2 separate regions of the Homo sapiens genome follow, and region 2 is linked to region 1. Evidence: chromatin loops called from intact Hi-C (ENCODE). Cell type or tissue: dorsolateral prefrontal cortex. All regions are shown on one strand. Each heading gives the region's core, and the rest is flanking DNA. Links, peaks and the distances in the headings are about the cores only.

Region 1 (15,400 bases), core at 4,756-12,755:
TCCCTTAGATTCAGAGTCCACATCTTTCTTTCTTTTTTTTTGGAGACAGAGTCTCACTCTGTCACCCAGGCTGGAGTGCAGCGGCATGATCTCGGCTCACTGCAAGCTCTGCCTCCCGGGTTCATAACCATTCTCCTGCCTCAGCCTCCTGAGTAGCTGGGACTACAGGCGCCCGCCACCACGCCCAGCTAATTTTTTTTTTGTATTTTTAGTAAAGATAGGGTTTCACTGTCTTAGCCAGGATGGTCTCAATCTCCTGACCTCGTGATCCGCCCGCTTCGGCCTCCCAAAGTGCTGGGATTACAGGTGTGAGCCACTGCGCCCGGCCCAGAGTCCACATCTTTAAAATGAGAACATTGGATAAGACGATTGCCAAAGTGTCTTGGTTTTGATGTTCTGTTTCTGGGGGTTAATTATAGTACAAACATTACCATTTTCTTAAAACCACTAAGAATTCTCATTCTAAGAACTACATTTAAGAGAGAGAGTGAGAGAGATTAAATGCTTGCTTTTGAGTCTGTTCAATTCACTGTGATCTTAGACCATGAACTCAATTTCCTTAACCTGCAAAACGAGGTTTTGAATGCCTGTCTTCACAGGGCAGAGAGGGGAAAAGTGAAAGCCTTTTGATTTCTCTTAAGGGAAGAAAAGACGCCGTGGAAATTCTAAGCAGGATTAGGACAAAGCTCTCTGAATACAAAGGTTAGCTCCAAAGTGACTTTATCTTTGGTTTCTTAGCCCCAGTGATGCCATTTCTGACCCCAATCACTATTCCCTATAGTTTTCAAATCCCTGTAAAGAACACATTTCCTAAGGGACACAGAATGGCCTTGGGTAAAATGCCAGTGCAGGCTGTCTCTGCATTTCTTATTTTTCCACTTCATTTTAGAAAAGTCTATTCAACCTGCCCAGCACTGACACCCTATATCCATGGCTTCCACAAACCCTGCCCCACCCTTTGCCTTCCCTAAAGGTCTTTGCCACAGCTAAAATTCTAAAATATTGACCCATTGTGGTAGATTGGATTCATCCATTCTCTCATGTGTGTCATTATATCAAGACTCCAAAAAGATGACTTACTACTGGTGGTACTGTATATATTCTGAAAAGGAAGGTTGCAAAGACATATTGAGGATGTTGGTCATACCAGGTGGTTCTCAAAACACACACCCTCTGGGCTCCATACACATGGATGGAATCAGGGTTAGGGTCAACTGGCACCTTCTCCATGCAGCCTGACCTGTCTGCCCTTACCAGGCATAGACAGTGACTCTTTTGTTTGTGTTCCCTCAGTACTTTATAAGAATAATCATTATCTCACTGTATAGATATTATTTGTCAAAATTTATATGTCCTTGACTGGGATGAAATTTGGGAGGGGGCAGGGATTTTGACTTATTAATCTTCCTATTGTGTGTCTTGTACAGGGAGGGAATTCATTTTTATGGAATGAATTCTGTGAATTGCTACATTCTGTTCTCCTCTTGAATGGGAAGTACTCTGAGGGAAAATAACCTCAGAAGCCATGCAGCATAGAGGCAAGCCCTCATCTTGAACTAGGCCATGGCTGGCAAAGGCAACGCTCTGGTGCTACCCTCTCCCTTGCCCACATCAGGCATTGTTGCTCAGTCATGACCCCTTCTCTCACGACATCTGAGCCAGGCCTGAGAGCCCTTCTCAACACAGTCTTCTAGGCAGCCACCCCTGCTGAGTGAGCTGGCACACAAGAGAAGCTGATTTGGCATATTTAGCAGCCCAAAGGTAGATAAGATACCGAAGGACAAGAGGACACATGGCCTATGTATGCTCCTCATGTCACCAATGAAAGATGCAAAAGGAGGTTCAGATAGAGCCTAGATTGTTCCTTTAACATTCAAGAAGCCACCTTAAAACAACGCCAAAAGAACCAGTGGACTCAATAAGTAAACAGCTGATCCATCTGGTTGGTCATGTAGCACTGAGGCTGCCTACATTTAAACTGGTTATTATTGCTTTAAATGAGATGTTCTTTCCTGAGATCACCCAGAGTTGGGATGCTGAGCTGTGTGACTGCAGTAAGATAAATCTCTGTACGATTTGAGACATGTAAGAGGCAGTATGGTGCAGTGGATAAGAGCACAGACCCCAAAGCACTGTTCCTAACACACAGGGCTCTTGTAAGGATTTTTAATATGTTAATACGGTTAGAATAGCATCTGGCACATTAAGCATCATCTACTGTTACTATACGTGGCCTGGCTAAAGTCTACCAAACAACTAGTAAAATCCCCACAAACAAATAAGGCTTGGTCTATGTTGCCACTCTTGTTTGTAATTCAATGGTTTCATTATGAACGAATGGCTATTGCCTCGACAAAAGGCTATCAGAACAGGCCTGAGGTAGAATTGTGCCAGTATATTTCCTTTTCCCCACAAAGCCCATTACTCTGGCTGTTATCAGACAAGAAGAGCTAGGCAGCCCATTACTTCCCTGTTGGCTCTGGCTTCCAGGAACCATGAAGTTACAATTCATGTTGAATTTTGGAAGCTCTCAGAGTTTAAGTTTCCTAACATAATCACTTAAAAAAAAAAAAACACTTGGCTCCTGTTTTTATTCTCATTCTAAAGACGTCCAGAATTAATTATTTCTATGATGTTGAGTATAGCTATCTTAAATCTGTTTTTGAAATCAGGCAGAATGTACATAAATATAAAAACATTTGTCAGATTCTTGGTGCTGAATGTCAGCCAAGACATATGTCTGAGATGATACATTATATTTTTATGTATTACACATACCATAGCCATCTATGAATCAGGGCAAATCTCATGTAGCATTCTGCAGAGATATTAGAAAAGACTTACTGTGTTGACATTTCACCATAATGACTGATGTTTTTGCTGTTTTTTTTTTTTTTTTAAAGTGACTCCCCCTCCTCACTTTAGGATTATTGCTCCTGTGTCAGAAAGTGAAGCTGAAATGAGAGAAGTGATCGCCTAGGCCAGCAGTCCCAAACTTTTCTGACACCAGGGACCAGTCTTGAGGAAGACAATTTTTCCATAGATGGGGGGGTGATGAATGAAACTGTCCTACCTCAGATCATCAGGTGTTAGAATCTCATAAGCTGCGGGCAACCCAGATCCCTCGCATGAACAGTTCACAATTGTGTTCCCGCCCCTATGAGAATCTAATGCTCCGCTGATCTGACAGGAGGCAGAGCACAGGCGTTAATGCTCGCTTGCCCCGCTCACCTACAGCTGCGCGATCGGGTTCCTAACAGGCCTCGGACCAGTACTGGTCCATGGCCTGGGGGTTGGGGACCCCTCAACTAGGCCAAAGACAGAGAATTATCTTGTTGAAACAAGTTCTCTTTTTTTATCCTGTGCGTTTATTTTCATAGAATTACAGAGCTCATTTGCTTCAGTTCTCCAATTTTTTAGAGGGAACTGAGTTCCAGCATGGAGAAGTAACTAGCTATGGTCACACAATGTGTTAATAGCTGAGCTGGCTGTAAGTAAAACCCAAATCTAGGCCAGGCGCAGTGGCTCATGCCTGTAATCCCGGCACTTTGGGATGCCGAGGCGGGCGGATCACGAGGTCAGGAGATTGAGACCATCCTGGCTAACACGGTGAAACCCAGTCTCTACTAAAAATACAAAAAATTAGCCGGGCGTGGTGGTGGGCGCCTGTAGTCCCAGCTACTCAGGAGGCTGAGGCAGGAGAATGGCGTGAACCCAGGAGGCGGAGCTTGCAGTGAGCGGAGATGGTGCCGCTGCACTCCATCCTGGGCAACACAGCAAGACCCCATCAAAACAAAACAAAACAAAAAAACCCAAGTCTGACTTCTAAGCCTGTGTTCCACTTAAAACACCAAGATGCCCCTCTAGACCACTGAGATAGGAAAAAAATGAAGAAATTGGCTTTGAGTAGCCAATTTAAATTTGAAACTCTTGAAATGTTTTGTTGTAGCAAAACAGAGGGCTGTTTTGAAAACAAGACACTAGTTCCATAAAAATCAATGTATTTTAGAAAATATTTCTGCTGCAAAATTTCATTTACTATTAAGGCATCTGAGGTGAGCTCATTCACTTAGAATCATGGGCCAATTCCAAAAACTAGGAAATCAAATCATTCATTCAACCAATATATACTTACCGGTTACTTCCTCCATACCAGGCAATGCACTAGGTCCGGTCCTGAGGGTATATTATCTAAGACACAGTCCTTGCCCTTCAAGGAGCTCAAGGTCTAGGGAAAATATTCAACACAAGCGCTACCACTGCACAGTCTCTTAGGTGTTCATGACAGACATAACCAATGTATTAATTTATTTATTAACTGGCCTCAGCAATCCTTCCCAACACAACCCTCCAAACACCCATAAGCGAGGGGCACACAAATTGAAATTGATCTGTCACCCCTTAACTAGTATAGTCACTTTGTGCCTACTAAATGCTATGCAATTTGAAGTTCTTAATGTATGTTCCGGAAATGTTTCCCCCTGATCCGGAGGCAAAGAATGCAAATTCTTTCACACATTTAGTGTTTATTGAACTCCTGGGTACAGAACAATTTTTGTAGGTACTGTAAAAACCCTGGATAATGGCTCATGAAAGATCAATTATGCCCCAAGAAGAGACTCCAGTTATCTTTCACTTGAAATTCCCATTTCAGATAAGGAAGCACAGCCTCTATCTTGTGTGTGTCATTACTCAAAGTTGCCATCTGCTGCTGGGGAATCAAAAGCCAGAGTTGCCACACCACTCAGTTCACAGCAGCTGCTTCTCCTCCCCAGTGATTTACCGGCAGTCCCACCTAGTACAGATCTTCCCGCCGCAAGAGTTTGGGAAACAATACTTCTAACCTCATCCCAAGGTAGAACCAAAGACAGCTGCTAGACTCCATTTTATAAACCTGGCATCTTTCCGCTCATTTGGGTAAGCTGTTTTCTTAGGGTCTGATCAAGGGAGAAAAGGCAAGAAGACATAATTTCCTTTTAACGGCTTCTACTGTGTCCTGCCCCATTTTCATCCTTGGTGATACATGAGTAAAAACCCTGCAAAGCCTTGCAGAGGTGCATTATTACTCCACAACTGACTGTTCAGCAGGAGGACAGTGTGTATTGTTGTCTGGAGGAGACATGCTGGAAGCTGATCTCCTCCCTTGGAATGGTCACACCTGAGAGGTGCTGTATACCAACTACTTACACATCCAGTAGCCTCCAATACTGGGGCCTCAGAGAGGACAAGCACTTTCAGAAAAGGGTACACATACAGTGTGAACGCGAAAAAATGTGACACAGTTTAGGGTTAAAGTAGAAAGAGAGGAAAAAAACTTCACAAGTGTCTACTTCTTTCCGTCACATTTTTGAGTCCAAACAGTAATTGTGGCTTTTGTTAGACACAGTGGTCGGTAGTGGGGGGAGTAGAAAGAAATAAGGCTTCTTTTCAGCTCTCAAGGGTTTATATTTCCTAGGGGAGGCAAGGTGTATTAGTGTTAAGCGAAACACCATGGGTTTAAGTATCAGAATATATCATATTGCCAAAAGAATAGAACAAAAAAGTTACGACACAATACAGCAATTCCACTCCTAGGCATATACCCAAAACAACAAAAACGTGTACTTCATACAACAACTTGTACACGAATGTTCACAGCAGCATAATTCATAACAGCAAAAAAGTGGAAACAATCCAGATGCCTACCAACTGATGAATCCATAAACAATATGTGGCAGATCCTACAATGGAATATGACTTGGCCTTAAAAAGGAATGAAGTTCTGATAATGCTACAACATGCATGAACCATGAAAGCATGTTAAGTGGAAGATGCCAGTCACAAGAGCCCATATATTACAGGATTCCATTTATATGAGATGTTCAGAACACGCAAATCCGAAGAGACGAAAGATTAGTCATCGCTCAGGGTTAGGGGGCCAGAGGGTGGTGTGAGGGGAACTGAGAGATGACTGCTCTTTAGCAGGGTTTCCTTTGGGGGTGATGAAATATTCTAAACAGACAATGACGGTTACACAACTCTGAATATTAAAAAAAATTATTGAACTGTATATTTTTGAAGAGTGAGTTGTAGGGCATATGAATTACATCTAAATAAAGCTACTACAACAAAACAAGAATATAGACAATGCCATCGGGGTTCAAAGAAGGGATACAGAATTTCTGGCTTAGATGGTTTGAAAGAACATAAGACAGGTTAGGTATTTGAGGTAAGTTTTGAGAAGTAATTAACCATCTGTGGGGTTGATGAGTAGGGAAGGGTGTGAGCCCAAGGTCAGAGGTGCTCTGGGACAGTGAGTAAATCAGCTTGATTAAGGTGGGATCCATAACTGTAGAACTAAAGATATTAGGCTGAAGATGTAGTTGTGGCCAGCTCGGGCTAACTCTGAGGGGTTAAGACAGCCCCGGTCTGGGCAGAATCCATTCAGCCTTACAAGTGCTCCTGGTTTTCAGGCCAACAAGGAACAATACATGGACAAGCTCACGATCAGTTGTTCTCACATCACTTTTAGGAAAAATGGATGTCACCGGAAGAAGGAATTGTACACAGGGATGGCTTTTATACAAAATGAGTATGCTGGAGGCCAGAATAGGCTCAGATGCCCTACTCTGAAGGAGGTATGAGTGGACCACCAAATGTGGACCAGCAAAAGCAGAACAGGTGCACTGGGATGTCCAGGAATCACCTGCAGAAACTGACTACTCTAAACCACATTATTCTAGAATTGTCATCATTCTGGGTGGCAAGTGCTAGTCTTACTGGGTAAGGACATGGAATAGGTTCTGTGAGAAATTTTAGGACTTTACTACTGTAGTTAAGTTCTACTTAAAATCAATAACTTGCTTCATGAAAAGGCTGCAAAAAATCAACAAGGCATTCTACACTGCTTTAGTTTCTAGGCCCAGTAAATTCCAGTTCCTCATATGTAAAAGAATATTTAGGCATACCTTACTTTGTATAATGTGTGACTCTATCTGTATAGTAATTGTTGTTAAACTCCTTCATTAGAATTTATATGTAAATAACTGTACTCGAGAGAAATAAAGCTGAACTTTTATAAATCAGTAAGTCAGGCTATCTTTCCATATGTTATGCTATCTAGTTTTGATAATATTTTAAAAACCCTCAAAAATAGAGCTTCTGGGAGGCAGGGTTTGAGTTTGTCCTCTCTATAGTAGTGCTATCCTATAGACCTTTCTGTAATGATGGAAGTGTTCTATATCTGTATCATCCAATATGGTAGCCATTAACCTCATTAGCATTTGATGAACATCTGTTTAACTCAATGAGAATCTATTCAGTAAACACACACTGAGCTTCCTTCTACCTGCCAGGCATTCTGCTAGATGTTAGGTAGATTGAAACGCTGCCCCTGAACAAGTCAGAACTTGTGGTTGCAAGGGACAGAAATCTCAACCTTTATTTACTCAAGCTAAAAGGGAAATGTGGCCTCATATGCCCAGAAAGACCGGGATAATGGTACCTTCAGGGAAGCCTGGTTCTGGGCTTAGAGAACAATACCATGACCATCCTCTTGCTCTCTCAGCCCAGCCAGGCTCAGCTCTCTTCCATGTGTGGTCTCCATACTCAAACTGGCTCTCCACTCACAATCACTAGAAGGCTGCCCCAGCCCAGACTCATGCCGTCAAATTCCAAATTCTAATCGCAGCCTCTTAGCCAAAGTTTCATCATACCTCATTGGTTAAGATTGGGTCATGTGCCCATTTCTGACCCAAGCATTTTGGCCAGGGAAACACGATGTGCTGATTGCCTGGGGTCCCAACTACCTTGCCCCAACCATGGGCCAAGGGCGGAGTCAACTCCACCAGAAAAACATGGGATGAGAGTGAGACCCTGGGCTTCTCTGGGTAAAAATCAAGGTACCCATTAGAGTACATTTTCCTAGGCAGAAAAACCAGCAGATACCCAGTCTAGTTTCTATCTTAAAGAGCTCAGTGTCTCTCTAGGGAAGCCTTAATTAAAATGCTGGTCAGACCTGCTAGCCAGACAGAAGAAAAGACTATCTAAAAAGAAAAGCTCAGTTTAGCAAGATTGAGGTTTGAAGTGGCAGTCACATTTATTTACACGGAATTTCCTCTGATGTCTGCTTTTTCCTAGATAATTCTCATAAAACCCTTGTGAGGAAAGGTAACAACTACGGTATCCAGAAACCTTTAAGATGGAGCAGTCAGCTGACCAGGGCACACTGTTGGTGGCTTTCCATGCCTGCTTCAGGCTCCAGATGTCCCCCCCACCCCTTGCACTCCCCCATCACTGAGGGTTTGCTCAGGCCTTAGAAGTCCTACATGTGTGGATGCAGGCAGACGCAGGATGGCCCACCCAGGGAAGGGACACACAATTGCCAATTCACACAATGCAATGTGAATTGTCTGTTTTCATAAGGGCTACTCCAAGAGAGATTATTTGTGGGAAGGATGACTCATAAGAGAGCTAAATGATGTCGCCCCACATAGAAGACAAAGAGCTTGGAACATCACTGAGATGAGAAAAATTAGCCAAAACAGCTGCAGCACTTTAGGGTCTTTTAAATAGCTTCCTCCCGCCTACTTCTCCACCCTTTTCTAGCTGTTCTCTCTCACTCGTTACATCCTGACGAAGGGTGTGCTATTGTTGGCTTGCAGGGACAGCCACGGCGGGAAATAATCTTCTTAGCAAGCATATCCTTTTATCCCTCTGAGTTTTCTAGTATTATCTTTCATGAAGATGGCTCTGGATTACCCTGAGAATTACTCTGAAACTACTTGGCTTGCTTCTAGGTGGAAAAAAAGTTACTAAAGCTTGGGGACAGGCCTTTCCACACTTTCAGGACATTCAGTGCTCAGACCACATGGCAAGGCCCACGCCCCCCGTCTGTTCTCCACCTGGGGAACCCAGAGAACTCTCAGCCCCCTCAACATTGAACTGGACATTCCCTCTTTTTACTGTACAATCTTCCAATTTGGGTGTGCCTCTCTAAAGGCGTGGTGGACAGAGCTGTAGATTCTCCAGGCTTGGTAAGAAAGGAAGGACTGTCTGCTTCCAATACCCTTTCCGGGTTTTAACAGATTGCTCAGGTCAGCAGTAATTGGGCCCAATGGACTGCTACTGTGCTCGCTACAGCCCACGGAATCGTGCACTTCCAGCAGATAGGAACTGGCACACAATAGGTGCTTAGTGAACACTGGTGAAATGTGAAATATTGCTGGTAACATGGAGGTGTTACTTTGTGTTTAAAAAAATACTAAAAAGAATAGGTCTTAACACTAATATCTGCAATAATTATCTCCTATCAAGAAAAGTGCCATCCCTTCTACTTTACTCTCTAACCCTCAGTTCCCCAATCCTAACCAGTCTTCAAGCCTGTGGTGACTCAACTTTAAAAATGGCCTTCATTATGGATCTCAGGCCTGGGTGAATAAACCATGTTAACTGGTTTTCCATTCCTCCAGGGCTAAGAACTCCTTGGTCTTTTCCCTACCACGCTGTTTGCTGAAGTGCCTAGAGGACCTTTTTATGGGTTTTACTTTCTTGTTCATTTTTAAAGTAACAGCTTTATTGAGATATAATTCACGTAGCATGAATTCACCAATTTAACAGTTCAATGGCTTTTAATATGTTCACAGCTGTGTAAACCATCACCACTATCTAATTCCAGAACATTTCCTTTTTTTTTTTTTTTTTTTTTTTTGAGACAGGTTCTCGCTCTGTCGCCCAGACTGGGGTGTAGTGGCGTGATCATGGCTCACTGCAACCTCCACCTCCTGGGTTCAAGTGATTCTCCTGCCTCAGCCTCCCAAGTAGCTGGGATTACAGGCATGTGCCACCATGCCCAGCTAGTTTTTGTATTTTTAGTACAGACAGGGTTTCACTGTGTTGGCCAGGCTGGTCTTGAATGCCTGACCTCAGGGTAATCTGCCTGCCTCAGCCTCTCAAAGTACTGGGATTACAGATGTGAGGCACCACACCTGGCTCCAGAACATTCTCATTATCCCAAAAAGAAGCCCAGTACCCATTAGTAGTCTCTCCCTATTTCCCTCCCACAACCCCCCAACCCCCCAAGTCCCTGGTGACCATGAATCTGTTTTTATGTTTCTATGGATTGTCTATTCTGAACACTTCACAAAAATAGAATCTCATTTAAGAGATATGTATATGTGTGTGTGTGTGTGTCTGTGTGTGTGTGTGTCTGTGTGTGTGTGTGTATGTAAAGGCGTATATATATATAGAGAGAGAGATAGAGAGAGACAGGGCAGCCTGGGGTTTTTTTAATTTGTTTTTTTTTTTTTTGAGACTATAAACATATATATACACGTAATATTTTCTATGGTTGCCAATTCTTATGCTAGATGTTAGCATTACAAATTCGTATAAAATCTGTGTCCGCCTTCATAGTCCAACAACAAACGTTTGCTGAGTGTAGAACTCCCAGGAGTTCTCTCATGGACACAACAGCCACACTCACCCTCACATTAGCTGGCAGAGGCCCTTTATACCAGTGATACGCTTGGGCCAAGGGCCCCTGGGTTGAAAATCATTAGGTAGACACCATCCAGTGCCCTGTCTCATGTGCTGAACAGGGCTAGTAATGCCGACTTTCACTTTGGGAGGCCAAGTCGGGTGGATCACTTGAGGCCAGGAGGTCAGGACCAGCTAGCCAACATGGTAAAACCCTGTCTCTACTAAAAATACAAAAATTAGCTGGGCATGGTGGCATATGCCTATAGTGCCAGCTACTCAGGAGGCTGAGGCATGAGAATCACTTGTACCCAGGAGGCCGAGGTTTCAGTGAGCCAAGATCATGCCACTACACTCCAGCCTGGGTGACAGAGTGATATAGATCTCAAAAAAAAAAAAAAAAAAGTGTCAACCTTTACTTCTATTTTATCAAGTTCTTGTTCCAGCCTGTCCTTTTCAAAAGATACCCTCCTTGGTAAAGATTCCAAAGTTTTGGGTTTTCTTTAAATGTATGCATCCAATGTCTTTTTCATTTCATTAAGGTCAAATAAATATTTGTCCTGGGTTTCCAATAAGGTATTTGAGATTTTCCTGTGCCATAATGACTGTATTTGGTACAGGCAAGGCAATATACTAAGGTCTCTCTACAGATCTTGAAAATCAGATCAGCCTTGGAGGATGAAATTAGTAACAACTAATACACCCTGGAGGACACCAGCCCTTTGGAAGGCATTCATTGGAAGAGACTAGAAAAGCAGTTGAGGTTGGGAGTTTCTCATTTCAGGCAAAGTGACAAGGGAGTGGTATCAGAAAATACGATCTTAACTAAGAAAGCTAGAACCTATATCACTCTAGAAGACTGTTCACAAACGGTAGCAGGGCCCATGTGCAGCTTGGAAAGAGGAAGCTTAATGTGCAAAAATTTAATATCCCTGCAACTCTCTGGAAATTGGCAAGATGGTCCCTCAGAAGAGCAGATCTGTGTGGTGAGTGAGATATCACAGCTCCATGAGGTGAACACCAAACCTTCCAATCATCAGTTGTCTCCCATGTACTTATGGAGAATGGTAGACAAAACTCACTGAACTGCTTCATTTGTACATTGATCTCTTGTGACCTTGCTTTGTGGGAGTTAGTCCCAGAGAATCTTTATAAACTGGCAAGATTTTCTGACCTAAAGAGGTAGGATCTGTGGAAAATGATGACCTACCAAAGTACAAATCTAGAGAACTGAGGTTTGGAGAACATGAAAACCATGGTCAAACACGTGAAGGCCTGCCACTGGGAAGAGGAATTCAACTAGCAATACACAGGCCCAACTAATATGTAAGAAAGACACTACAAAGTAGTAGTTAAGAACACAGGCTCTGGAGCCAAACGACTTGGCTCTAACACTTACTGGCTCCATGACCTTGAACACTTAGGTTCCATGTGCCTTAATTTCTCCATCTGTTAAATAAAGTGATTGTGAAGATTTAATGAGATAATCCAAATAAATGCTTAGTACAATGTATGGAACACAGCAAGTTCTCAAGAGACTAGCCATTACATCATTATTATCCAAAGAAGAAACAGACCACCCTGTAAGATTTGGAAGGGAGCTCCCCCAGGACTCCTCCCACCCCCTGCCAGGGGTACAGAGAGACTAGTTTATTGAGGGCCAAACACAAAACTTGATGCTGTTGAATTTACTTCAACTCCAGGGCTTCCCTGCCCCTTAAACTCTTATAGACAACTCAAAATGAAAACGTGTTCTCAGCAGTTAATGCGTTTTCCATCTACAACCGCTTTTTTGTCCTATCATTCAACTAATATATATTTTTCCAAGTACTATGGCAAAGCGCCTGTTAGTGTTTGAGGGCACAAAGGGGGAAAGGTGTGGCCCTTGTCCTCCAGAAGCTTTGCATCTAACTGGGACAACGGGATTAGAAAACCACATAGTTCTCTGGTGATCCAAATACACACGTTAGATTTATGCCAAGCGTTCATCTGATGCTTGATTTAGCGAGCCATAACCCAAGGGAAGGGTCGGGAAAATCATTCTCTCTAGAATCACTCCATTGTATGGAACATGAGAAGCTTCTTTGTATACTAACTAAAACCAATCATACTCTCTCTCACCCTCTCAGTCTCAATCTCAATCTCTCTCTCCTTTTCATTCCCTTAAAAGTACAGCCACCAAGGGTAGTGAAGACTCTGGGGCCTTACAGGCCCCAAATCTCAGGGTTTTTTGTTGTTGTTGGTTTAAGAGATGGGGTCTTGTTCCATCACCCAGGCTGGAGTGCAGTGGCAATCATAGCTCACTGCAGCCTCAAACTTCTGGACTCAAGCAATCCTCCCACCCCAGCCTCCTGAATAGCTGGGACTACAGGCATGAGCCATCATGCCCAGCTAATAGGCTCATATTTTGGCCCACCTAGCTTATTAGTTAGCAGATGGTGAAGGCAGAGACAGTGGCCTCTGCATTACAAGCTCACGCTGCATTCCTTCACAGGATGTTTGAAGGCTTGTCTGTTATTTATTTGTAATTACTGCTTTAGCACTCATCTCCCTCCCATTTGTAAGTTCAATGAAGGGAAGGATGATGTGCTTTGTTCATCATGTCTTACAGTTAACCCTCAATACAGACTTTGTGTGACATTTTTACCCTAATTCCAGGTTTCTTTTAGGTTCCACAGAGTCTGGTTGCTACAGTTTAAGTATATTACTCTGGTGTAAAATGTCAGGCAGGGGAGAGAGACCCCCAGGGCCTGCCTTGGATTCTGTGGACAAACATCCAGGGACAGAAAACACTAGGAGGCTCCATTCATATTGGAACAGCGACCCCCTTACCCACCCCACTGCCCCGTTTACTGATGCCTCTGTTGCCTCAAGAAATTCATAGCACCTTCGGGCAGGGGAACAACAGTGTGGTGTTTATTGAAATCTACATCTGGCAGCAATTTGTTCAACAACAACCAGCTTTGCCTCCATCATTCTCTTCAGTCAAATAATCCACAGGGGCCCATGATACCCCACAACTGCTCATTTGTGCAAGGCCTGTATTGTGTTGGTTTATGTTCCTGATTACAGATTTGGTTTTATCAACAAGTTTCAGCACGGCAAGTAAGTTTTTAGACTATGGAGGAGACTAAAGGCACATGTCCTGAAGCAGAGATGCTGTCACTGAGCCTGGCCATCTGGGCTGAGAGATGAAGCCTCATGCTGACCTCAGGGGCTCCAGCTCCTGAGTCCACCCTGGGTGAGCAGAAGCAGCCAGAGAGAGCACTCCCCTTCCCCGCCCCAAGAGGTGGCCTCAGGAGAGCATGGAGGAGCCTGGAAGGAGGAAAAGCCTAGAATGAGGCTTCTGTGTAGCAAGGAGAAAGGAGGAGGCACTGTGCTCCAATCTCAGAGAAAGTTCTTTGTTTGGAGGTGGTGGTAAGGAAGACTGTGCAGCTAATTTTTTCAAAGCCTCAGTGAATAAAGACTTCTTTTCTGGTATCTGTGGTTAGGTGAGAAGATGGGGGTAAATCCAGAAAGCAGAGTGAGTCAAGCTTGGGGACAAATCTGGGGACTGGAATTTCATGACTTTCACTCAACTCCTTAATAATGAATTGCTGATAGAAAAGCAGCATTGTTTGGAAGGGACAGGAACAGACACAGGAATAGAACTAAGAGGAGACTGAACTTACAATGGACTTCTATCATATATGCCCAACACCCATCCATCTGCATCAGTTTGTTGAGGAGGACCATCCCCCATCACTCCAACCGTGTAGTTCTGAGGGAGGCTGCCAATCAGTATGACCTGCCCCTGGCCCAGGCTGGCCAATCATGGCAGCCCTTCCCTTTCTACTGCCAGCTGTCCAGAGATGGCATGTGACCCAGGCCTGGCCAATCACAGTCCTTATCTGGGATTTTCTTTTTGGAGCCACTAGGAAAGATTTCTTAATGTAAGAATGAGATTTTGGAACTGCCCGAGTCCATGTTTCTTGCTATATGGGGAAGAAAAGAACTTGTTGGTAGTGAGAGAGAATAAAGCCAACAAAGAACAGAGCTGATGAACACTAAGATGGTCTTGACACTAAATGCCCCCATCTAGAGTCCTTGAAGCCCAGATTTCATGACCTGGTTTCATTAAGCAATAAATTACTTTTTTTTTTTTTTTCCCTGAGACGGAGTCTTGCACTGTTGCCCGGGCTGGAGTGCAATGGTGTGATCTCGGCTCACTGCAACCTCCACCTCCCAGGTTCAAGTGATTCTCCTGTTGCAGCCTCCTGAGTAGTTGGGATTACAGATGCCTGCCACCACACCAGGCTAATTTTTTCTATATTTTTAGTAGAGATGGGGTTTCACCATGTTGGCCAGGCTGGTCTCGAATTCCTGACCTCATGATCCACCCGCCTCAGCCTCCCAAAGTGCTGGGATTACAGGCGTAAGCCACTGTGTCCAGCCAATAAATTACTCTTTTATGCTAAAAAGAGTTCAAGCTTTTGGTTTCTATCACTTGTAACCAGGGTATGGATGGCTACAAAAGGTTTTTCACTGAAAATGACTGCTATGATGATCAAGTGAGTAAATGCAAGTAAATGCCCTCTGAAAAAGACAAGGTGCCACCCAAGTGTCAGATACTGATCACATGTGATATGGTTACATGTGACAGACGGACACTAAAAAACACCACTGACTTGATGTCAGGCAGTAAATTTCAGAAAACTTTTTATTACAGAGACCTTTGAAGATACACAGAGGTAGATGGACAACACGATGTCTCTCATACCTCCCCAGCCCCAATAACCATCACTCATGGCCCAGTCCAGGAGACCAGTGATTTCAACCACCTCCCCCTGGAGCATAGCTGGTTCACCTTGACTGTGCCTTGGTTCCAGGCCCAAGTAGCCCCTTGACTGGATTTAGAGGTTGAGTCCCTGGCAGTGGGGTAGCATCTTACAGGAAGAAGTCAAAA
Region 2 (15,400 bases), core at 4,931-12,930, 110 kb before region 1:
GCCTTCCTGAGGCGGGCATCGGAGGCAGTGGGTCCTGCCCTCCACTTTTCCAGCACAGGAAAGGCCTTTCCAGCGGAGCTCAGAGTCAGATTGAGGGTGTGGGGTGGAGTGAAGCAGCAGGGAGAACAGGACGTCTGGGTTGACTAGCACTGGATGGTCTTAGTGGTCAAATGCCTTTTCTTCACCCCTCCCTCTAGTCCTCGCCTCAGCTGTCTCAAGTAGTCCCCGGAGGATGGCAAGGCAGGATGCCGACATGCTGATGCCTCTGCTGCTGTGCAGAGATCGCCGTGTCTCCCAGGGTTTTGTCCACCTCAGACACTGCAGCTCAGTGAGGAAGGAAAGATAGAGTGTTTTTCATCCCTTCTGTGATACAAGGACTCTATTTAATGTCAAAAATATGATAGTGGTTGTATTTTTAACATATTCCTTGAGAGATTACATAATGACAAAAACAACTACAAATTAGCAGTAGGAATTTTAAATTCTTTTCAATTTTATTAATCTCAGCAACATCTCCATTCATTTGAAAACTCTAATGTGGGACACATCTGTTTTGCCTGTAAACAGTGCTTAGCATGCACATGGATTCCTGCCCCATCTGAATTAAGTTCTGGGGGTCATGGCCGCAGGTGGGCATCCACTGCTGGCTGTGCTCTCACAACTACTTCCCTGGCAACAGTTGCTAACGTGGGGGCAGGTGAGATGCTTTACCGGTCATGTTCTCAGCCATGACCTGTTTCTCAAACATCAGTTTTTCTTAAAAAACTAAAGCTAATAATGGAAAACACATGTAGACAGTTCTGGTTAAAGAAAACTGGTACCTTATTTACATAGAGTTGAGCTATTCAGAAACGTGACCTGAGGATCTGGGCAACCTGGACGGGCTCCGCGCTGCTGGCCAGCATTTCCGTGAGTCCCGCCTCTCTAGAGGCAACGGGTCTGGAAAGCCTGCACACATTGCCAAGCAAAGAGGGTCTCTGAATGCTGGAATTGGATATGGGAAAGTTGCAGGGGTTGGCCCCAGACTCACTCAGAACCTGTTTGCTCTGACTTTACGCCTCATTCTAGCCAAACCAGCCACCTGGCTTTTTGGGCCACCATAGGGAGAATGGAAAGATGGAGACTTCCAGCAGCAGCGTTTCCGACAGGTCTCTAACTAAAATCACTTAGAGTTTCTCTCCTAAGGCTGGTGTCTGGGATCTTTCTTTAAGCGGCTGCCGCTGGGTAAGTGCACACTGTGGTTCCGGATCCGCCAGGTTTCCCAAGTGTCTTCCGTCCCTTGCACAGATCTGAGGACCGATTGTGCCCAAGGAAAGGAGGGACCCACTTTGCCCTCGGAGCTCCTTCCAGTCTCAAGGAGAGAGAGGGGCAGACTCACACACGATGCACATTCCAGCTGAGCTGCTGGAGGGAGTCAAAAGAAACTCGAAGGCTGGAGCATGTGGAGATGCTGGCTATGCTGATTTAATGACTGTCACTCTTGAGAGCACAGTGACTGGAAACCCTTGGCGCAGTTAGAGAGACAGAGTCCACACTGACAGGAGAGCAGCAGAATGGACGCCCGTTTGCTCTGACAGCACTCAGTGCGGCCGCCTTCCCTCTCGCACCACAGACCTGAGCTGCTTTTGAAACCCTCCGGGCATTGGCAGCAGGGGAGCAAGGACCCAAGTCCCTACTCTGCCACCTGCCAGCCACATGGCCCCAGGCAGATCCCTCCACCTCTCAATCCACTTTTCCTCGGTGTAAAGTGGGAATGGGGGGTTGGCACGAGCGTTGAAGAAGAGAGAGGAGGAGATGCAGGAGTAATGAAAAGATCTGCGGCTTTATTCTTTCATCCTCCCCAAACACTACCAAGCCAAAAGGGTTTTGGATGGTAACTCGGCCGACAAGCTTCTTCCCTTTTGTATGTAGGCGCATAAGATGGGGCTCTTTTTCCTGGCTTCCTGAACCATATTTGGGGGCAGCTAGCCCTCCAGCTTTTAAAATACACACACACACACACACACACACACACACACACACACACACACACACACACATATATAGTTGAATTGACAGTAATTGTACATATTCATGGGGTACATAGTGAAGTTTCGACATGTGTCATGTAGAGTGATGAGCTCAGGGTGGTTAGCCTCCATCAAACATTAATCGTTTCTTTGTGCTGGGAACATCCAATATATGGATGTTGTTTGAAACTGTGTAGTGTATTATTGTTAACTGCAGTCACCCTACAGTGGTCTAGGTGACCATAGTGCTGGAACTTACTCTTCCTACCTGGCTGTAATTTTGTATCCTTTAGCAAATCTCTCCAGCCCCTACCTTCTCCCTACCCTTCCCAGCCTCTGGAACTCTCAGCTTCTTACTGGCAGGTCTGGGCTGACTTGGCCTGCCCAGCTCTGGTCTCTGTTTGGACTGTCATTGTGCGGTGCTCGTGCAGTGCCTCAGGATGACAGGCATACAGGACAGGTGACCGAGGCCCAGTGGATCTCAGGACCTCTCTTTAAATGTCCAGAGGAAGCTTTAAAAACTTTTAGGTTGATCATAGATAAAGCAGAAGAAACATGGGTGTGGCAAATATCTAAAGCCGTGTAAAGCAAGGCAGCGGGTGGGTACGGCCTAGGGAATTGTGTTCGTTTCCTAGGGCTGCCATAACACAGGGCCACAGATGGGGTGGCTTAGGGTAAGAAAAACGTATTGTCTCACCGTTCCTGGTGCCTGAGATCAAGGTGTCAGCAGGGCTGGCTGCTTCTGAGGGCTGTGGGGAGCGTCTGTGCAGGCCTTTCTCTCAGCTGCTGGTGGCCTCTGGCATTCCATGGCTTGTTGATGACGGTCTTCTCTCTGTCTTCACATCTTCTTCCCTCCGTATGTGTCTGTCACTGTATCCAGATTTCCAGTGTTTTCTAATAGGACACCAGTCACATTGGATTAGAGCACGCCCTCATAACCACAGCTTACTTGGTCTTCGGTAAAGACCCTATTTCAGATAAGCTCACATTCAGAGAACCTAGGGGGTTAGGACTTCAATGTCTTTTCAGGGGGACACAGTTCAACCCATTACAGAAATTAAAGGCAGTTCACAGCATAAAGTAGAATGGTCAGTAAGTGTATGAAAAGATGCTCAACTGCGCTGGTAACTGAAGAAATGCAAATTAAAACAACAAGAAGGAGTGATTTCATGCCAGGAGAATGGCAGAAATCCATAGGCTGCCAAGGCCAGATGTCACCGAGGATACACAGCAGCAGCAGTGGTCAGCCATGGCCGTCGGAGGGACAGCAAAGTGGATGGCTGCCTTGGGAAGGTTTCTGGTCACATGTGTTGAAGTCGAAGGTGGATGACCTGCAAATACTGACCTGAGAGAATGTCAGAAGCCCTGTCCCCAGCACCAGGACACATGTCTGAGGACTTAAGCACTATGGGGCCATTTTCTTTCTTTCTTTCTTTCTTTCTTTCTTTCTTTCTTTCTTTCTTTCTTTCTTTCTTTCTTTCTTTCTTTCTTTCTTTCTTCCTTCCTTCCTTTCTTTCTTTCTTTCTTTCTTTCTTTCTTTCTTTCTTTCTTTCTTTCTTTCTTTCTTTCTCTATTTCTTTTCTTTCTGTCTGTCTTTCTCTCTCTCTCTTCTTTTCTTTCTTTCTGTCTGTCTGTCTGTCTTTCTTTCTTGAGACGGAGTCTTGCCCTGTCACCCAGGTTGGAGTGCAATGGCTCGATCTTGGCTCACTGCAACCTCCGCCTCCCGGGTTCAGCCGATTCTCCTCCCTCAGCCTCTGGAGTAGCTGGGATTACAGGCGCCCACCACCAAGCCCAGCTAATTTTTGTATTTTTAGTAGAGGGGGATTCGCCATGTTGGTCAGGCCGGTCTCAAACTCCTGACCTCAGGTGATCCACCTGTCTCGGCCTCCCAAAGTGCTGGAATTACAGGTGTGAGCCACTGCGCCTGGCCTACGGGGGTCATTTTCAGAAGGAAAAACCAAAGAGTGCCCAGGCGCCGGTCCATAAAGGAACGGGTACATATGCAGTGGTGTATTCGTATGGAAGAATACCACAGAGCAGGCAAATAACATGGATAAGCCAGGTCTCTGTGTTGGAACATGGGTAGAGCTCCAAGACCAACATGAGGGAAAGACACGGTTGTACAACAAGACATACAGTGTGCTGGCATGCTGGAGTGTGAAGCATGCGACGGATGTGTGCTTCCGGACACATCCACGTGTGGCAAGAGGACGACAGTCAGGTAGCAGGAGGCACCAAATACAAAACAGAGGATGCCCCAGGGGACGAAGAGAGGGGAATGGGACTGAGGAGGGCCTGGAGCAGGGACCTCATGCGTCTGCATGTTCTGCTGCTTTCATCATGGCCAGAGGAAAGAAAAGGCCCGAAGCAAATATGAGAGCACATTTTCATTTGCTAGTTCTGAGTGGTAGGTACACGAGTCTTTGTATTTTCCTCCCTCCCGGAAAATGGAAAGGCTTTGGAGCCAGTCCAATATATATTGGAATCGTTGTACTAGTTTTGTAAACTTAGAAAAGTTACTTAGCCTCTCTCAAGCTCAGTTTACTTATTTGTAAAATGGAGATGATGCTTATTTTGCAGTGGGGCAGTGAATTTACTAAGATGAGGTCTAGCATATGATTGGGCATGTCCTTCAATAAATGAGAGCTGATGATAATAAAGATACTCAACGTCAATCACTTACTCAGAGATTCCCCAACTTTTTTTTTGAGACAGGGTCTCACTCTGTCACTCAGGCTGGAATACAGTGGTGCAGATCTCAGCTCACTGCAACCTCCATCTCCTGGGCTCAGGTGATCCTCCCACCTCAGCCTCCAGAGTAGCTGGGGCTGCAGGTACGTGACACCACGCCCAGATAATTTTTGTATTTTTAGTAGAGACAGGGTTTTGCCATGTTTCCCAGGCTGGTCTTGAATTCCTAGGCTAAAGCCATCTGCCGGCCTCGGCCTCCCAAAGTGATGAGATTACAGGTGTGAGCCACTGTGCCCGGCCAATAGGCTTCTCACGCTGGGACCGCAAGCCACAGCTGTCTCGCAATAGATGGAGCAAATGAGTCCTGTGTTGCCGGGTCCATGGAGTTGATTTCTGAAATCTGAACCAGCAAAAAGAGGGACACTACCTTTGTGGGGAGTATTTTATTTTTATTTCCTGAGACAGGGTCTTACCCTGTTGCCCAGGCTGGAGTGCAGTGGCTCTGTCATGGCTCACTGTAGCCTTAACTTACTGGGCTCCAGCCATCCTCCTGAGTAGCTGGGATTACAGGCGCTACCATGCCCAGCTAATTTTTGTATTTTTTGTAGAGACGGGGTTTTGCCATGTTGCCCAGGCTGGTCTCGAACTCCTGGGCCTAAGCAGTCCACCTACGTTGGCCTCCCAAAGTGCTGGGATTACAGGCGTGAGTCACTGCACCTGGCCCCTTTATGGAGAGTTAATGGGGGAAACATTACGTGGGTGGATGGTTGTGGCAGTGATGCTGGCTGTGGCGGCATTCGCACTCGGGTTTCATTCCCTTGACTTTTTGGTGGCTTTTTTTCAATTATTAAGCAATGTTAAGCTATGGCAGTAGTTGCTGACGCATAGAAGGCAGAGACAGTCTCTGCCCTGTGTCCCTGCCAGCGAGGATGGACCCCGCTATTGAAGCCAGGAGCCTCAGGGTCATCTCTGTCTTTGGGACAGTCCGAATGCCGGTATTTTGCCAGCTTTTTCCTGCCCACGACACACTTCTTGCCATTTGTACTTAGGAGGGTGTCTCTGCCTCAGCCTCCGCCACCTCGGCAAACATCGTCTTCACCCAGGCCTTCCTTTGCAACCACTTCCCTCACTTCCCGTCTAAAATTGGCACAGAGGAGTGACGCAGCTTGACCAGGATGTCTTGGGGACACACCCAGGCACCTTGTTGCTCACTGGGAAGCAGTGAATTCTCCCACTCACAAGGGGAGAGAAGCCACGGTGATGAGTTCACTCCTGTGTGTGTGTTGTGGGGTGCTTTGGATGAGCTCGGGGACATTTAGAAGCAGGGAGGAGGTGAGGAGGACAACAGAAGTTGGAGGAAGGGACTAAAAGGGAGAAGACATCTCACCACTGTTTATGCCCAACATTTAAATGTTCCTTAAATTTTGCTTTTTCAGAAAAAAGTCTTTGCCACCAGTCATTTTCTCTGAAATCTCCTTAACTCCCTTGTCATTTGCCACAAACGCTGTTAACTGGACTCACACATACTATGTGTACCTTAATGATTTATTTACTCTATGGACAGTTATTAGAACATCTGGTATGTGGTCACCCGTGCGGAGCCAAGGAGATTAGGGCGTGGGGGCTGCAGTGTCAGCCTTCCCGGGAGTGCACGGTCCAGCCAGGGACCGGGGTCCCCTGGGAGCTGTGCTTCAGAAGCTTACTGACTGAGAAAGCCAGCGTGGCAGGACTGTCCGGGGACAGACCTTGGTGGCCGGCATCTCCGCACTGCTCCTTTCCTGTGTCTCTGCAGTTGGGGCAGGAAGGTGGGTGGAAATGGTGCTGGTGGGTCGGAAAGGCCTCCTGGCAGCTTGGGATGGAGCTGCGAGGTGATGGAGAGTCTCTTGGTGGGCCTGGTGTGACGACCCTGAGCGGCTGATGCCACAGGGCCGGTGTCTGTGGTGGGCAGCATGTCTAGGCAAAGCCTTCATCTTCTCCACCTTGGTCATCTCTTCTGTAAAACTGGGATGGTGCTGACCTGCCCTGTGCACATCAGAAACCCCAGGGGGCAGCAGGTAAAGGTTGGGAGGAAGTTCTGTCTATATTATTCAGGTAAAATTTTATTATTTAAAAAGCTGTAGTAAATTAGCAGAGCATACAGCTGACCACTTTAACCAGGTTTCAGGGCACCCTTCAGTGGCATTAAGTCTGTTTTCTGAGGAAGCTTTTTAAGATTAAAGATGTGCTAGCAATCTTATTTATTTAAAGACAGGGTCTTGCTCTGTCACCCAGGCTAAAGTGCAGTGGCGTGACCATGGCTCACTGTAGCCTCCACCTCCTGGGCCCAGGTGATCCTCCCACTTCAGCCTCCAAGTAGCTGGGACCACAGGTGCACGTCACCATGCCCAGCCAGCAGTCTCATTATGATGTGTTAAGACTGTGTGAACGACTGGCTGTCCTGCCAGTTCTCAGATGTCGGATTCTCCTGTAACTGCTGCGGTGGGAGAGAGAGGACGAAAGGGCTGGAGATGGGGCTGTGTCCCGGCCCACTCACTGGCCCTGTGCCGGCCCCTCCTCCTTTGAATCTCTTGTCTCCACCTGGACTCTGGTGCTTGGGGGATGTCTCTGCATAGCCTTCATTCTACTCCTGCCAGGCAACGCCTGGCATGGGGACGGGCTGCTTTGCCGCCTCAGGATGTTGGTTTTTGGGAGGCCAGGGCCCAAGGCTGCCCTGGGCCTCATCTCTTTCACTGGGTGGGAGCACCTGCCATGCCATGGTGCTCAGGGGCCTTTGGGGACCCCAGAATGTATCCTCAAAATGTCTTGTACCCATACCCCCTCCCCAGGCAGAGGAACTCAGACTCAGATCAGTGTAGCTTGTGGCAGTCCACGGTGAATGAAGCCCAGCGCAGGCTCAGAACGTCAGGTGATGGGGCTAAGGGCTAAGCATCCCAAAGCACGTTTGTTGGAGGGTGGGAAACTCATTTTAATGAGTATCAAATAGACGCAGTGCACTTCTTTCACGTGATGGATTCTTTCAATGTCACTGCTTGGAATCTGGTTTACTTTTCCCCAGATGTTATGGACATTCTTGGTTTCTTAGCTTAGAGAGCGTGTGGCTTTCAGTACTCAGAAAGCTCTGTCCTGGATGATGGTGTTGTAGGCCTCTCTTTCCCTCCCTCCTCTTTCCATCTTTCTCTCCGTGGGCAGCTGGCAGTGGAAGTGCCCGCCTAGGATGGGGATGAGGCCCGGGGCGGGGCCGGGTGCCGTGCAGCCTCAGCGGCTCTGATAGGCCTGGCACGGAGCCACTCAGAGTCCTTTGGGTGTTCGCGGGGATGCCGTGGGCTCTCTCGGGCACAGTCCTGACCAGGAGCGGAGGCGACTTCCATCTCCCGGGCAGGATGCGTGCGGTTTTCTGCCGTCCCCGGGAGCACATGACGCCTGGGAAGCAGTGGCCGGGAGGTGATTCATCCGGGCGAGCGGGGCCTGGAAAACAATGTCTGTCTTGAAGCTCCGGGAACCAGGAAAATGAGCTGGAAATGTGAGTAATGTATAATTTTACTAAAATTAACCAGCCAGTTCTCCAGGCCTTTTCTCGCTGTTTTCAGTGTCTTTGTCTGACCCATAGTGCCCACTGTGCTGTGTTCCACGGACTGTCTTTCCAGTTAGTGGGCCTGGAAGTCCCCTTCTCCCTGCTGCCCTGCGTAGGGTGGGCGCACAGTGGGGCTGTGGGAGCATAGATGGCAGATTTAGGTGCAGGGCTGCCCCGTCCTTACCTCTGCCCTGGCAGCTGGCGGCCCTGGCACCCCTTTCCTCTGTGATGTGGTCTCATAGTCATGCTTGGATTTCCTAAGGCGCAGCTGAGTCATCTGCGTGACTGTGCCGTGCCCCTAGGACATAAGGTGCGAGGGGTGGGCAGTGCCTTATGTACCACGACTTTGGCTTTGGACATGGGCAGACGCCTGACCTTTAGTCTGCTCCTCCATGCCACCCGGGGGTGTCTTTATCCTTGCCCGGATCCAGAGCTGTCACTTGGGAGCTGCAGCCCCTCCCGGGCCTTTCTGTCCCTGCTAGATTGTAAGCCCATGAGAAGGCAGGGCTGTAACCCTGCAGTTCTGGAACCTCCACAGAACAGGGACTTAACTAGCGCTGGTTGAGTAAACAGACGTCTAAATTCGGAGGCAGACTGTGTCTGAGGCTCTCCTGAATCTGGGACATGAGCCCCCAGGTCTATGCACTTCATGAAGTGGCCCGTGGAAGCATCACCTGGGGTGGAGAGAAGCCATTCACTCATGTTGTTAACAATAAAATTGTATCTTTATCTGAATTTAGAAGGGAGCGGGACACTGAAGATGAGGATGTGTGGTGACACTGATGAACTGAGTATTCAGGAACCAAGTCCCGTTTAGGTAGAAGCCAGCAGATCTCAGGACTGCTTGGCCTGACGTCCGTTCCGCGGAAGGTCTTCTGGTGACATCGGTGTCTGGGATCATAACCCTTGAGGCATTCATTGCAGAAACCTGTGCTGTCTTCTGAATCGCCACAGACAGATGACATTATGGACAGGCTGGTTTCAGTATTAAGGTTTTTAGTATTTTAACGTTTTGAAAATCGCCAGGATGTGTGTGGCGTGGATGGAACCTACTATCTAGACTCTGCCAGAACATTCTCTTCCATGATTGTCTTAATGGGCTGAACATTTAATCCTTAATTGCTTTTAAGATATTCTGTATCATCAGCCAGAAAATAAAGGGGAAGAAAAAAACCCCATAAACGAATACTGGGTCCTGTACAGCTAATCACCCTATAATCAATATACTCGGTTTAGGGCTGACAGGGTTCTCTTGGCGCTCACTGAGGGCTGCACTGCGCCGCTCTGATTGTTTTTGTTTGTGTGCTGTTTGTCCCCCATTTAGAGTCCTCTGGGTGGATCTTACTGTGACCACATGGTTACATGGGGACGCCGAGGCTCGGAACGCCTCGGGTCACTAAGCTGAGCGCGTGCCCCTGCTGGAGATGGCGCAGAATGACATCACAACATCACAGCCGAGGCTGCACTCAGGCCCCCTCTGGTGCTTCTCCTGCTCAGCCCTTAGCAGCTCACCGACTGGGCCGCAGGGTCCATCTAAAGGCTTGAATGCGCCTCCAGTTGACTCCTCAGCCCTCCAGCTCTCCATGATTCTGCCCACCCACAGTTCCACTCCACGATACCTGCCTTTCTTACACGGTCACCCATATGCTGCTTCTCTTCATTCACCCGTTAAGTCTCTGTGCACCCCTGGTAGCAAGCGTAATGAGACAGGAGGGACTCGACGCCCTCAGAGGCTGCCGTGTGTGAGGAGGGGCGGGTGCGTAGACGAAGAGATCATTGACGGTGGGGGATGGATTCTGTATTAAAGGTTTGCACGGGGCGCCTTGGGATTCTACACTGCAGCTGTGGTTGGCAGCGCAGGACGGGGAGGAGGGAGGCTAGAGCGGCACCGCGTGTACACAGCCACAGAGGCAGAGAGTGGCCGCATCTTATTTGAGGAATGGCAAGTAGATGGTTGGAACTACGGAACACAACATTTGGAGGCGTGAAGCCAGAGATGAGGACGGGAAGGTGGTCAGGCCCAGAGGCTACCAAGGCCCGTGCTGAGCTGCTAAAAACATTCACTAAGGGCTGGATGTGGTTGGATTTGCCTTATAAAGAGATTGCTCTGGAATGGATACAAGCAAAACACGAAATCTGAATAAGGTTGGTAGTTGTCTCATTGTCGATATCCTGGTTGTGATATTGTACTGTAGTTTTACAAGATGTCACCATCGCGGGAGTCAAGGTAAAGGGTGCATGGGATGGCCGTGTGTTGTTTCTTACAACTGAAGTTAATCTACAGTTTTAGAAAGGTACGCCTATCACATGCGTGTGTGTGTGTGGTGTGCGTGTGTGTAACATTCAGTGTGTGTGTAACATTCTGTGTGCATGCGTAACATTGTGTGTGTAACATTCATTGTGTGTGTAACATATTCAGCCAGTCCGGGACGGGGGCTGTGGCTGCTGCTTCACCAGGGCAGGCCTAGGCTTTTCTGCTAGTTAAGACAGGTGACTACTTGTAGACTCTGAAAATAATTTGTATTTCTTAAAATTCACTCAAATCATAATTCACCACCTTTTTCTTTAAATGACCAGCTCATGAGTTACGGAAAAAGGTTACTCTGTCAGCGGATAATATGGTGGATTGAAGGGGCAAGACCCAAGGCAGATGGAACTGTGGGACCCCTGGAATAAAGCAGGGAGGGTGGACCAGGGCTGGCCATGGCTTACCTGTGTGGGGTTGGTGTCTAATAGATGCAACACGTAACGCTGCCTTCAGACTAACACATCAGATGGAGGTGGTGCTGACTGTCTCACCTGGATTCCACGTGGCATCGCCTGGGTGCTCAGCACATGGCCAGGGCTAGTGATGGACCTTCTGGACGCAGGTCACTCCTGCTCGTGTGTCCTGGACGAGAGAGCTGCGCGCCGGCTCCCTACAGCACCCCGGGAACCCCAGAGCACGTGCCACCACATGTCAGCTGGGAGTCTGAGCTGATTATTCCACCACTCTTGAGTCTTGGGGTTCTGGTCTGGAAAGGGGATGGTGGCAGCATTGCCTGCTTAGTGCTGTTAGGAAGACGGGCTGAGCAGTACTGTGAGGAAGATGGGCTGAGCAGTGCTGTGGAGGCTTTGAATAGGGCCCTGCATGTAGGACGCAGCCAGTGACTCTGGATCGTTGTCAGCGTCCCCGTCCTGTCCAAATGGCAGGTCCTTATCGAACCAGCTTGGCCTCCAGCTCCCCAGGCTCCCAGGGAGTGGAGATTATTATAGAAGTGAACACAGAGTCAGGCAGAGGACGCCACTGAGTCGGGGGCTCCATCTTCTATGGAGCTGACTTTGGACTCCGCTGGCAGCAGCTTCTCCGGCACCCAGAGGCTTTGGTGTCCGGCTGACCCGGGCTGGCAACCGGCTCCTCATCGTGCTGCCCAGCCACACGACCTGAGCTTCAGGGTAAAAAATTAAATAAGCAACACGGAGTGCCTGGCGCACAGTCACTGTCCCCTTTGCCTTTGAGAAAACGCCCCCTGAATGCCCATTCCTCTTTTTCAGGAACAAGACTGCCAATGGAGACTGCCGCAGAGACCCCCGGGAGCGGAGCCGCAGCCCCATCGAGCGCGCTGTGGCCCCCACCATGAGCCTGCACGGCAGCCACCTGTACACCTCCCTCCCCAGCCTTGGCCTGGAGCAGCCCCTCGCACTGACCAAGAACAGCCTGGACGCCAGCAGGCCAGCCGGCCTCTCGCCCACACTGACCCCGGGGGAGCGGCAGCAGGTGGGCCTCTGTCTGGGAGGGTGGCGTGGGGAGTCCAGGGGCTGGGGGACTGGGCTGGATGGAGAGCCCCGAGCAGAGGACTCCGAGGGCGGTGGTGAGGGAGGGAGGTGGTGAGGGAGGGAGGTGGTGAGGGATGCCACCCTTCGCCTCTGTTGTGCACTTGGGACAAGGGACAGCAGAACAGGAGTCCTCTTCTGCTTTTACTTCCTGCCCAGACCTGCCCGGGCCTTGCCTCTTAGCACTCACGGCCTTGGGCAAGGTGAATGTCACTGGGGCTTCATCTCTTTCCTCTCCCAGTACAGGGGTGGTGTACTGAGGTGTTTCCTCCAGCAGTCTTCTGTGGCAGGCCTGATTCTCTTAGGATGAATGTAGTCATCCTCGGGTGGGGGGGTCCTACGTTTCTCCTTTAGACGGTCACGCGGATGAAGGGAAATGTCAGGTTGCTTTGCCTTGGGCTGGGGTCCTGCACAGTTGATGGTCACAGGGTTGTGAGCCCATGCTGGTCAGAAGCCTATGATTGGTACATAGGGATTTTTTTCTATGAAAGGAAAATAGGAAATTAAATGATTGCTTAATAAACACAGCTTGCTTGGTAGAAACAAATCTTTTTAAAAATGGGGTTCCTGGGGAAATATATGGGAGAAGGCAGCAGCATTGAGGAGGCTCAAAATTACTGCTTGAGCTCTCCGAATCTCCAGGGACTGCGACCTAATAGGTCCTTAGTCAGTAGTCAGCATTTGCTAAGACTGACAGAGAGGATGGTGCCGTGCCCCGAGGGGGTGCCTCCGGGCTCTGTGCATTCAGCTGCAAGAGCCTCTGTGTCCCTGTGGCCTCACCGGGGCTTCCCTCCAAGTGGCACTGCCTGGTGTCCGTGTCTGATGGGGTCTGTTGAAACTGTGGGTGGGGTAGGCCCTGGGAGTTGGGAGAGGTGGTTCTGGTGCTTGGGAATCCTGGTGAAGCTGAGAACAGTTGCCCATCTTGCCTCAGAGCCTGACATGGTAATCCTGTTTGTTTGATTCATCCATTTAACAAAATGGCACAGACCCCTGCTGTGTGCCAGGGGGTACCAGAAGCCAGTCAAGCAAGATGCAGTTTTTGTTCTCAGCACGCTCAGTTTTAGTCTGGAGGAGAGATCGCTGATGTGTCTGATGGAACCCGAGGCCAAGTTATCACTGCTGTTCATTTCAACGTTTTACGAGCGCTCACCATTTACCCAGCCCTCTGCAGAGCAGAGCTGTGGGCAGCCAGAGACGTGTGTGTGGACACTGTCACGGCCACAGGGAGCTCCCAGTCTAATTGGGGAAATGGACATGAGAAGAGAGGATTGTGCTGTTGGGCAGCAGCAGGGGCTGGAACAGAGGCGTGTGCGCAGTGCGACCCACAGGGACCCGCTCACTGCTCCCCGGGGTGGGCAGTGGACCTTTCTGCTTTGGGAAGCTCAACAGGCATTGTAATGCTGCCATGAGCCATGGCCTGAACCGTGCAGGCAGAACCTGGCTCTCTGGCCATTGCCACTGCTGTTGGGGAGTCCCTGAAGGACACGGGTATGGAGGGGAGGATTCAGCTGTAATCTCGGAGCACCCACATCCAGCCTCTGGCCCTTGATGACCTGGGGGACATAACTGTGAGCCTTACAAGCTATCTCTGCCCACATGGTCAGGGTGGGCCCTTGGCGGGCTTAGTGTGTTCTTGGATGATTTATTTCCTTGACTCTTCAGGGCTCTTGAGAATCTTGCAGTTGGTTTTCGGTCACAGTTGCTTTGCAAAAACTGAACTGCTGAACAGAGTGGCCTGACTCTCTTTACCCTGTCTCCCTCTCCCCAGCCTGGAATGGGCCTGGCTGCCCACGGCACACGTGGCAAGGGCCCCTCCTTGTGCCTTGGGGCTCCTGAGCAGCTTTCCTAGGAGGAAGAACCTCGACCCCCCAGCTATATCTTTATGGGATCCTGGCCTGGACTGAGGACAAAGCCAGGGGCCACGGGGTACCCCAAGCTGCCCATTTTCCTGGGAAGGGCACAGTGGCCCTGACCGGAGCTGTCATTTTCGGCTGGGGTTGGTCAGTCCTGCCCTCCTTGCCGTGGCTGCTGTCAGCACATGTCATTCATGTCGTAACCATTCGTGGGGCTCCTTCCTGCGGCAGCGTGGCGGGGCTGAGGCCATGCACACCAATCCGAGCTGGGCTCGGGCGCCCTGCTGAGGACACCAAGCAGCCACGTTGCCTGTGCTCCAGCAGCTCCGAGGTCTCTTCCTGGAAGTCTGTTGGGTGTCATCCTGCAGCTCAGAGCCAGGGAAATGGCAGTGGGGAGGGGGCTTCCTGGGGTGACAGCAAAGCTCTGTGTCCACAGGCAGGCAGGACGCATGCTGCAGCCCTGTGGGGTGGGCACGGTGGAAGCCTTCCTCTGTGTGGCAGAAAATGTGTCTCAGATCTCTGGGAACTGGGACAGGAAAGTTCCCAGAGGGGCATGTATGGGGAGGCTACAGAAAGTGTCCCCCCATTTCATGTTTGTGATAGCAGCTCAGGACAGACAAACACCAAGAGGGTGGCCTTGGGCAGCAGCCAGTGAGGAGAGGCAAGATGGGGTTAAGCTTCGCACATTGAGGGCTGGGCACAGTGGCTCACACCTGTAATCCCAGCCCTTTGGGGGGTTGAGGCGGCGGATCACTTGAGGCCAGGATTTCGAGACCAGCCTGGCCAACATGGTGAAACCCTGTTTTTACTAAAAGTACAAAAATTAGCCAGGCGTGGTGGTGGGTGCCTGTAATCCCAGCTACTCGGGAGGCTGACAGGAGAATCGCTTGAACCCGGAAGGCGGAGCTTGCAATGAGCCAAGATCGCGTCACTGCACTCCAGCCTGGACGACAGAGTGAGACTTTGTCTTTAAAAAAAAAAAAAAAAAAAAAAAAAGTTTGGCGCAGCCAGCCTTGGGGGTTGCTTTCAGATAGGAGAGGTGGTGGGAGCCCTCTCCCCCGGGGCAGCCTCTGTCTGAGGACAGTCACAGGTGGGTGGGACAGCGGGTGAAGGGGTTAGTGACAGGGCTCATACTGGCCCTGCCACAAATCCGCAGCGTAACTTCCAACAGGGTGTTTCTGGCCTTCATTTTCCCCATCTGGAAAATAAGGGTGTGGGGGAGGGGAGCCTCGGGATCCCATAAACGCTCACCATCTGGAGGCCTGGGGCCCGTTCTAGGTGGACGAGTCCCAGCCTGCACTCAACCACAGAGGCAGGGGCAAGATGCCTGACTCCAGCTGGGGAGGAGGGGTGGTGGAGCCAGTCCCACGAGGGCTCACGGGCCACCCTGCAGCCTGGGTTGTGGGGAGGAGGAGAGGATGCCCAGACACTGAACATCTTCACATCTGCAGGTGACCGGTTAA

The links. A loop is a pair of places that touch in the nucleus more often than their neighbours do. Peaks named below come from ENCODE experiments on the same cell type or tissue, not always from the same donor. Only the 100,000 strongest peaks of a DNase experiment are listed, where the experiment ranks them.
Region 2: it touches region 1 in a loop (1.8-fold over the local background); 5 of 110 quality-filtered maps call a loop at or near these places.

What each region holds. Positions count from the first base shown.
Region 1 is chr3:11,446,673-11,462,072 of GRCh38, reverse strand. The region is part of intron 20 of ATG7 (autophagy related 7); the gene reads right to left. Among named protein-coding and RNA genes, the nearest start is that of ATG7, 180 kb to the right of the region's middle. In dorsolateral prefrontal cortex, for the core only: no CTCF peak of the experiment used is centred there; a DNase peak (open chromatin) is centred at 8,282; H3K27ac peaks cover 2,363 bases.
Region 2 is chr3:11,561,425-11,576,824 of GRCh38, reverse strand. VGLL4 (vestigial like family member 4) reads left to right here. Exons shown (of 5, transcript NM_001128219.3): 3 at 11,806-12,028. It also overlaps a transcript of ATG7 not described here. Among named protein-coding and RNA genes, the nearest start is that of VGLL4, 75 kb to the left of the region's middle. RefSeq lists an enhancer at 1,241-2,061. In dorsolateral prefrontal cortex, for the core only: a CTCF peak has its summit at 8,039 (motif pointing left); a DNase peak (open chromatin) is centred at 8,114; H3K4me3 peaks cover 2,254 bases; H3K27ac peaks cover 8,000 bases.